Linked DNA regions of Homo sapiens: region 1 is linked to region 2. Evidence: read pairs that join two places in POLR2A ChIA-PET (ENCODE). Cell type or tissue: PC-3. All regions are shown on one strand.

Region 1 (5,000 bases), 290 kb before region 2:
GATCACACCACTGCACTCCAGCCTGGGTGACAGAGTGAGACTGTCTCAAGAAACAAAAAAAAAAAACCCTGTGTAAGGCTCCTCCACACAGTGAAGCCTTCCTGACATGCCCTGCCTGCCCCACAAAGGAATCCTTCCCTTCCCCACCAGACGGATTCTGGATCTTGTGCTCTGGACCCCTTTGCCAATGTAGTAAAAACTATAGAGCCCTTTTCAGGGTACCATTTATACAGCATAACATAAAATACATAAGGTTACAAATGAAACCAAATATATTGAAAATATTACCAAGTGTTTTTAAAACAGTAACTGGGTGATATAATGATCTTTACTGTTATTAGGCAGGTCTATGGCTGATCTAATAGCTGCTATGGGTTCAAATGGTGAGCCTCACTGACACTTCTAGATCTGCTACAACTGAAACGCAGCAGGACAATGTCTGTGATGGTAACAAACTCAGGGACCCTGCTAATACTACTCTGGTTTGTTGCCTATGTTCGTGATTAAAGAAAATGCTAGATTTCAGGTAGAAATTAGTGAGACTAAAGATACAAGTTTCCCCTGCACTCATGGAACCCCTGAATTCTGTCAACAGACCCCAGGACAGGAAGCTCTGCACCATTTCCATACCTTCTGTGAGCTCTGTTCTTCTCTGGATATTCCATCTCTCCCTGGACGATGGTGGGGGCGCTCTTGTTAAGAATGATGGCAGGACCGGACGTGGTGGCTCACTCCTGGAATCCCAGCAATTTTGGACATTGAGGCAGGCCCATCACTTGAAGTCAGGAATTCGAGACCAGCCTGGCCAACATGGTGAAACCCCGTCTCTACTAAAAATATAAAAATTAGCCAGGCTTGGTGGTAGGCAACTGTGGTGGCAGCTACTTGGGAGGCTGAGGCAGGAGAATCGTTTGAACCTGGGAGGCGGAGGTTGCACTGAGCCGAGATTGCACTGCACTCTAGCCTGGATGACAGAGTGAGATTCCATCTCAAAAAAAAAAAAAAAAAGAAAGAAAGAAAAAAAAGAAAGAAAGAATGATGGCAACCAGCGTTTGCAGAGGGCTTAGTATAGGCCAGGTACTACGAAAAGCCTTTCATATGCATTATTTTCTCCAGTCCTCCCAGCAACTATTAGCTTGGTGCAAAAGTAATTGTGGTTTTTGGCCAGGCACGGTGGCTCACACCTGTAATCCCACGACTTTGGGAGGCTGAGGCAGGCAGATTGCTTGAGGTCAGGAGTTCGAGACCAGCCTGGCCAACACAGTGAAACCCTGTCTCTACTAAAAATACAAAAATTAGCCGGGAGTGGTGGCGCATGTCTGTAATCCCAGCTACTGGGGAGGCTAAGGCAGGAGAATCGCTTCAACCCAGGATTGCGGTGAGCCGAGATCATGCCACTGCACTCCAGCCTGGGACACAGAGTGAGATCCTGTCTCAAAAAAAAAAAAAAAAAGCAAACAAAAAACAAAAGCAATTGCGTTTTTTGCCGTTGGAAGTAATGGCAAAAACAACGATTACTTTTGCACCAACCTAATAGTAGGCTTTGGATGCAGGTTAGTCTGACATTCCATTCTGCTGTTCGTCAACACCAAGCCAGTGTGTCCACATGCCTGCTTCTCCCATTAGACAGTAGCCCTTCAACAGCAGGGATGATCAGAGTCATCTTGGTGTGTGCAGCTAACACAGATGCCTGGCACAGAAGAGGCACTTGCTTTCCACCTGCTGGCTGGTCACGAAGACGATGCACACACATGCACAGACATGAGCACACAAGCACACACAGGAGTGGACCAGGCCGAGTGTGGGGGGACACACGCCTACCCTCTTTAGAGCCCAGCCATGCTGACCTCCAATCACACATCCTATTCACTCGCCTACTTCTGCTGCCACCTAACCAAACTTCCTGGCTTTCGGTATAAACAAATCCTTTCTAGAGAAATAAAGCATTCCTAGTTCACTTTTGAGAAAGGTGAGCCCCCTGGGGAACTGCAGTGCTGAGAAGTCTGGCGGGAAGGGCACATTCATGGGACTTGATGACAGGGAGGGACTGGCTGGATCTGCTTTGAGCACAGTCCAACCATCTTTATAGTTCATCACAACCAGCCTTTAAAATGCTTCGGGAACATCAGGATAGTGATCACCAGCAGGGCACCGAGCACAGGGCGTAAAGGGGGCTTCTGAGAGGGGGTGTGATGTTCTGTTTCCCGATGTGGGTGCCAGTTCCTCCAAAGTGGTCGGTGTATGAGTGGTCATGGGGCCACACTTAGGTACCTGCGGTTCTCTGTATGTATTTCATATTCCAATACAAAGCTCCAAAAATTGCTTCAGAAGTCAGTTAAGCTTCTCTTCCTCCAGATTCCAAACTCATATGCCAAAAGTTCATTTCTCTGCAGGCCAAAATGGAGCAGCCTTTTATAAACAGGCTTCCTAGAGTTTTGCCCCAAAATATTCCTGTATCCCAGCAGCAAGCACCCTGATGCCCACCCAGTGGTCTGTATCTGTGTCAACCAGCGGTTCTCAGCCTGGCCTCATCCAGGGCCTGAAGCCTACTACAGAACCCCCAGCAGCACGTGGGGTGCACAGCAAAGATCAGCCCTGGACACAGCCGGGTGCTCAGGGCGGGGTGAGGGGGCAGGAGGCAGGACGCAGGAGGTGAGCTGTCCGGGCGGGGCAGGATGAGGGAGTCCTGCATTGCAGAGCTAAGGGGGAGAATCATCAGCACCCTAATTAGCTCTTGATGGCTTCCAAAGCCTTTTAAGTCCTTTTTTTTTTTTTTTTTTTTTATCCCTACAAGAACTCTGAGTGGTAAACAGGACAAGTAACATAATTCCCAGGATACAGGTAAGGACACTAAAGCCCAACCCAAACTGGTGGGTAGCAAGGCCAGGCCCAAACCCAGAGCTCTGGGCTCTAAGCCAGCACCTACTCCCCAACACAGAAAGGAGGTGGGAGCAGCCGGGCCCTAGCCAACCACTCCCGGCCCCTTGGCAGATCAGGCAGAGTGAGGGCACAGGAGGGAGAGAAGACCTCTATGCAGACCAGTGCAGCCAGGCAGGGGTGAGGAGCCCCTGCCACCACCACCAAAGACAAAACTGAGCCTCGATCCAATGCAGACTCCAGGAAATATGGGGCAGGTCCATGACCTTGTGAGAAGGGAATCAGTCAAATCCAAAATGTGGGACATGTACGGGACAACTGACCCAGTTTCTTTAATGAGTCAATGGCATTAAACTAAGGAGGGGTGACAGTTCTAAATTAAAAGACACTTTCAAAGGACCTCAAGACGGCAGTGCATACCGTGAGCAGATCTTATTTAGATCCTGATTTAAGTAACTCAACTATAAAAAGACGTTTTTTTGAACAGAGCAATTTAATTTGGTACTTGGTACATTTAATGTGGCAGTTGGATATTCAATGATATTAATCTTCAATTTACCAGCAGGGTCCAGTGAGTTCTTTTTTTTTTTTTTTTTTTTTTTTTTGGAGACAGAGTTTCACTCTTGTTGCCCTGGCTGGAGCGCAGTGGCACAATCTTGGCTCACTGCAACCTCTGCCTCCCAGGTTCAAGTGATTCTCCTGCCTCAGCCTCCTGAGTAGCTGGGATTACAGGCATGCAACACCACACTCAGCTAATTTTTTTGTATTTTTAGTAGAAGTGGAGTTTCACCCTATTGGTCAGGCTGGTCTTGAACTCCTGACCTCAAGTGATCTGCCCGCCTCAGCCTCCCAAAGTGCTGGGATTATAGGCGTGAGCCACCACTCCTGGCCTATTTTTATTTTTTTAGTTTACTTTTTGAGTAGTTCTAGCACTGTATAAGGATTAATAGTTTGTGAATTTTATTCTGTCTTAGAGACCTTCTACAGAACAAAACCCATTCTGTCTTGCAATTCCTACAGGGATTGGTTCAAGCCTTTTGTAAATCTAAGATATATTTTGGAATCAGGAATCTTATTTTTCCTGTATCTTGAAATATTTTTCTATTTCATCATCCTGAGAATTATTTCATCATCACTCATTTAAGTATTTCCAGTTATGCTAAAAGAGACTAAAATAACAAAAAAATGAAAAGCTGATGCACTTGCCTAAAAAGCAGAATGAAATAAACCATCTCTGCCACAGTATCCTTCCGTTTTCTCACTACATTGCTAACAGTATTGCATCAACTTTCAAGAAGGTAGAAGATAATTCTGGAGATGACAGGCTTTCCTTTGTTTCACTCTTATTGAACAATACAATCAAGCATTCTGAATTTTTCATTTTTCACCCATAACAGCAAGGAGAAGAAAGTTGACTGAGGGAGACATTCATAATTATAGGCAATTAGAAGCGGGGGAAGGCCCAACACAGTGGCTCATGCCTGTAATTCCAGCACTTTGGGAGGCTGAGGTGGGCGGATCACTTGAGGCCAGGAGTTTGAGACCAGCCTGGCCAACATGGCCAAACCCATCTCTACTTAAAATACAAAAATGAGCCAGGCGTGATGGTGAATGCCTGTAATCCCAGCTACTTGGGAGGCTGAGGTGGGAGGATTGCTTGAACCTGGGAGGCAGAGGTTGTGGTGAGCTGAAATCACACCACTGCACTCCAGCCTAGGAGACACAGCAAGCCTCCATCTCAAAAAAAAAGAAAGAAAAGAAGAAGAAGAAGAAGAAGCAGCTAGGGGAAGGCCAAGCTCCATGGCTCAGGCCTGTAATCCAGCACTTTGGGAGGCTGGGGTGGGTGGGTTGCTTGAGCCTAGGAGTTCGAGACCAGCCTGGGCAACATGACAAAACCCCACCTCAAAAAAAAAAAAAAAAGAAAGAAAGGAAGGAAGAAAGGAAGGAAGGAAAAGAAAAATTGTCCAGGTGTGGTGGTGCATGCCTGTAGTCCCAGATACTCCAGAGGCTGAGGTGGGAGGATTGCCTGAGCCTGGGAGCTAGAGGCTACAGTGAGCTATGATCACACCACTGCACTCCAGCCTGGGTGACAGAGCAAGACCCTGTCTCTTTAAAAGAAAAAA
Region 2 (5,000 bases):
GTGGCTCACGCCTATAATCCTAGCACTTTGGGAGGCCGAGTGGGTGGATCACTTGAGGTCAGGAGTTTGAGACCAGCCTGGCCAACATGGTGAAACTTCGTCTCTACTAAAAATATAAAAATTAGCCAGGCGTGGTGGCACATGCCTATAGTCCCAGCTACTTGGGAGGCTGAGGCAGGAGAATTGCTTGAACCTGGGAGGCAGAGGTTGCAGTGAGCTGAGATAGTACCACTGCACTCCAGCTTGGGTGGCAAAGCAAGACTCCATCTCAAGAAAAAAAAAAGATTGGCCTAGCGCAGTGGCTCACGCCTGTAATCTCAGCACTTTGGGAGGCCGAGGCTGGCGGATCACGAGGTGGAGAGATCAAGACCATCCTGGCCAACATGGTGTAACCCCAGCTCTACTAAAAATACAAATATTAGCTGGGCATGTTGGCGCACGCCTGTAGTCTCAGCTACTCGGGAGGCTGAGGCAGGAGAATCACTTGAACCCGGGAGGCAGAGGTTTCAGTGAGCTGAGATCGCACCACTGCACTCCAGCCTGGGTGACAGAGCAAGACTCCATCTTAAAAAAAAAAAAAAAAGATTATCCAGCTGGGTGTGGTGGCTCATGCCTGTAATCCCAGCACTTTAGGAGGGCGGATCACCTGAGGTCAGGAGTTCGAGACCAGCCTGGCCAACATGGTGAAACCCCGTCTCTACTAAAAATACAAAAATTAGCCGGGTGTTGTGGCAGGCGCCTGTCATCCCAGCTACTCAGGAGGCTGAGGCAGGAGAATTGCTTGAACCTGGGAGGCAGAGGTTGCAGTGAGCCGAGATCGTGCCACTCACTCCAACCTGGATGACAAGTAAAACTCTCTCTCCAAAAAAAAAAAAAAAAAATTAACCCAAAAATTTGTATGCTCAAGTTTTTTTTTAATTAGGTTAATATAATTGTAACAGCCATATTCAAATAAAGTATTTCTGTGGGCTTTTAAATAGTTACAAAATAAAGCTTATCTCAGTGATGTGGGTTTTTGGTTTTTTTGTTGTTGTTGTTTTTTGAGACGGTGTCTTGCTCGTTCGCCCAGGCTGGAGTGCAGTGGCGCGATCTCAGCTCACTGCAACCTCTGCCTCCCAGGTGCAAGCGATTCTCCTGTCTCAGCCTTCCAAGTAGCTGGGACTACAGGTACGTGCCAACACACCCAGCCAATTTTTGTATTTTTAGTAGCGACAGGGTTTCACCATGTTGGCCAGGATGGTCTTGATCGCTTGACCTCACGACCTGCCCACCTCAGCCTCCCAAAGTGTTGTGATTACAGGCGTGAGCCACCGCGACCAGCCCACTGATGTGTTTTATACCACTTTTCCCACAAAATGCATGTTTGTTAAAATTCCAAATATTTTAAATATTTTAATTTGGAGTTTAAAAGCAAAATAATATTGAGTCTCTTTCTCCCACTTTGTGTGTTGGGTGGTCTTTGTAGAAACTGATTTTTTACCTGCTCATATTCACCCAAAAAAAGGAGCCGGATGTGGCTAACAGAAGTTCAGCAGGACTCACGAGGGCTATCTCAGGTCAGTGAAAACAGGATATCTAATGCCTTTTCCTCTTTCTGTTTTGTTTTGACACGGAGTCTCGGTCTGTCACTCAGGCTGGAGTGCAGTGGCATGATCTCTGCTCACTGCAGGCTTCACCTCCCGGGTTCAAGCAATTCTCCTGCCTTAACCTCCAGAGTAGCTGGGATTACAGGTGTGTACCACCACGCCTGGCTAATTTTTGTATTTTTAGTAGAGATGGGGTTTCACCATGTTGGCCAGGCTGGTCTCAAACTCCTGACCTCGTGATCTGCCCACCTCGGCATCCCGAAGTGCTGGGATTACAGGTGTGAGCCACCGAGCCCGGCCTTCCTTGTTTTTATTTAATCCTAATAATGTACCGGAAGCTGCACCTGCCTGCAAGCCTCAGCTCCCTTGAGGCCATCCCGTAGCTCTGGCAGAGCCCCCAGCAGGGCTCCAGTTGGCGTCAGGTACAGCATTTGCTCTGCACAAATGCTGGAGTTATAATGATTAATAGAAGCATCTTCAAGAAAAACCTCCCCAGGGAAAGGCCGCCGTGTGGGGAGCATCTTTAGGAGCTGCAGCTGGAGGACCCGGGCCTGCCCACACACATGCTGCTCTTTAAAGGAAGCGGAATTGCATCAGGGCTACGGAGAAGCCTTGCCTTGGGGCAGCAGTGCTACCCTGCTTCGATCTTTTGCGCCTAAGAGGACAAAGCTTGAGAGCTGTTTTCTGACAAGCCCTTTAGTCTGCTTCCAGCACGGGGAAGTGGCTGCTTCCAAGCCTTTGTGCCTCAGGCACACGCTGAGCCTTCCGCCCCCAGCAGAGGAGTGAGCCACAGAAGGCCCTTTGTTCTGTACATTTGCAAGGAGTATTTTAGACTTCTGATTAATGGAGAAACCACGCAACTCCTGGCAGATTGTATGACAGTTTTCTGTTTGCTGATTTTTTTTATTTTTATTTTTGCTACCAGCACTTTTTTTTTTTTTTTTTTTAAGAAAAACAGCAACAAGGCCGGGTGCGGTGGCTCACGCCTGTAATCCCAGCACTTTGGCGTGACCCCCGCACGAGGTCAGGAGTTTGAGACCAGCCTGGCCAGTGTGGTGAAACCCCGTCTCTACTAAAAATACAAAAATTAGCTGGGCCATGGTGGCGCATGCCTGTAACCCCATCTACTCAGGAGACTGAGGTAGGAGAATCGCTTGACCCCAGGAGGCAGAGGTTGCAGTGAGCCGAGATCGCACCACTGCACTCCTGCCTGGGCGTCAGAGTGAGCCTCCGTCTCAAAACACAATCAAACAAACAAACAAAAAACAGAAACAAAAATAGCTCTATTCTGCTGAGATTTTTAAAGTTAAAATTGTAACAGTGTGTCTGGTTAGGAAATCGGAGCAGCATAGGAAGGAGTAGATGACAAAGGAATAGGCTTCCTTTCTAAATCCATAATTAATTTTCCTGAAGGTGAGGCTGGAGGTTCCTGTTCTGAAAGCCCCCTTATTGGGAGGCAGCCAGTAGAGTTTGGGGTCTGGGTGCTGCTGGCATTTTCCTCCCCGTGGCCCACTGGGTTCGCCTTCCCAGAGTCTTATTAGATTCCCTCTCAGGCTCCCCCATGCTTGCATTATTTTTTTGCCTTTTAACATAGATCCCTTCTGAACGGTGTGCTACAGCGCCTTCATTCCTTTCCAGAGTATTTTCCTCTGTGATGCATGCTCTGCAGTGGATCAGCTTTTGTCGTGGATGGCTGAGCGTGAGGCTGAGCCACCCCTGCCTCCTGGTGGATGTGGGCCGCACCCCTCCAGCTGGTCCCACCTGCCGACCAGCTGTTCTGGTTGCTCCCTCATCTATAGGCTGCAAGCGTTTGAAGGGAGGAGATGTGGGGAATGGTTAAAATCTGTCAATGTTTATTCAGCCGAGAAATACTGAGCACCTGCTCTGCTGGGCACAAGGGCCCCGATGTTGGTAGTTCATTGTTGCTCCCCCTGCAAAGACTAGCAAGATTTAAAGTAAGAGAAAAAAGCCAGCCACATAATGTAGACCCCACCAGAATGTTTTACAGAATCAGCTGATCTGACTCATGTTTACATTCCCAGTTAATCATAGATTTCAATTATATTCTTTTTTTTTTTTTTGAGACCGAGTCTCGCTCTGTCCCCAGGCTGGAGTGCAGTGGCGCGATCTTGGCTCACTGCAACCTCCACCTGCTGGGTTCAAGCGATTCTTCTACCTCAGCCTCCCGAGTAGCTGGGACTACAGGTGCGCGCTACCACCACCAGCTAATTTTTGTGTTTTTAGTAGAGACAGTGTTTCACCATATGGGCCAGGCTGGTCTCAAACTCCTGACCTCATGATCCGCCTGCCTCGGCCTCCCAAAGTGCTGGGATTACAGGCTTGAGCCACCGTGCCCAGCCTATTCTTAACTTTCAATTGCAGAAGGCTCTCTACTCACAAGGTCCAGCAATTACATCTGAGTGCTCATTAATAAAAATGATTTCTTGCTATGTCACAATGAAAGCACTGTGAAATTAATAGCCAAGTTTTAAGACATGAAATTTCTTTTTTTTTGAGACAGGGTCTCACTCTGTCCCCCAAGCTGGAGTACAGTGGCGCACTCTCCGCTCACTGCAACCTCTGCCTCCCAGGTTCAAGCGATCCTCCTGCCTCAGCCTCCTGAGTAACTGGGAGTACAGGCACTGGCCACCACACCAAGCTAATTTTTATACTTTTGTAGAGACGGTTTCACTATGTTGGCCAGGCTGGTCTCGAATTCCTGGGCTTAAGCGATCTTCCCACCTCATCCTCTCAAAATGCTGGGATTACAGGCATGAGCCACTGCTCCCGGCCAAGACATGAAATTTCAAGTAGGGATGTACATACAATTACAGGAGCCCTTCAAGTCACCTGTCATACTCCGTACCTGGCCTCATCTATCTGGAGCCTCAGGTGTAGCCTAGAATGCCCTCACAACCACTCCCCACTGCACAAAGACACGGCTCCCCTATGAAACCGCAGTCTCCCCTGGCTGGACAGGTGCTCCTGCTCTGTGCCCCTCAGTGCTCTGGACAAGCCTCAGTGATTTACAGAACTCTGGCCAGGCAAGGTGGCTCACGCCTGTAATCCCAGCACTTTTAGGAGTCTGAGGCAGGTGGATCACCTGAGGTCAGGAGTTGGAGACCAGCCTGGCCAACATGGTGAAACCCCATCTCTACGAAAAATACAAAAATTAGCCAGGTGTGGTGGTGGGTACCTGTAATCCCAGCTACTTGGGTGGCTGAGGCAGGAGAATCATTTGAACCTGGGAGCCAGAGGTGGTAGTGATCTGAGATTGCGCCACTGCACTCCAGCCTGGGAAACAGAGAGAGACTCTGTCTCAAAAAAAAAAAAAAAAACAAAAAAGCCTGGCACAGTGGCTTATGCCTGTAATCCCAATACTTTGGGAGGCCACTGCAGGCAGATCACGAGGTC

Evidence for each region. Peaks named below come from ENCODE experiments on the same cell type or tissue, not always from the same donor. Only the 100,000 strongest peaks of a DNase experiment are listed, where the experiment ranks them.
Region 1: POLR2A ChIA-PET joins it to region 2 with 13 read pairs; 2 of 35 experiments call an interaction of 5 or more read pairs at or near these places.

What each region holds. Positions count from the first base shown.
Region 1 is chr14:103,299,075-103,304,074 of GRCh38, forward strand. It overlaps LOC105370686 (a long non-coding RNA gene), which reads right to left. Exons shown (of 3, transcript XR_944246.2): 2 at 631-830. Among named protein-coding and RNA genes, the nearest start is that of EIF5, 33 kb to the right of the region's middle. RefSeq lists an enhancer at 2,772-3,272. In PC-3, no CTCF peak of the experiment used is centred here; no DNase peak of the experiment used is centred here; H3K27ac peaks cover 1,098 bases.
Region 2 is chr14:103,592,209-103,597,208 of GRCh38, forward strand. No RefSeq gene overlaps it. Among named protein-coding and RNA genes, the nearest start is that of COA8, 32 kb to the left of the region's middle. RefSeq lists a silencer at 1,489-1,628. In PC-3, no CTCF peak of the experiment used is centred here; a DNase peak (open chromatin) is centred at 2,323; H3K4me3 peaks cover 1,589 bases; H3K27ac peaks cover 3,683 bases.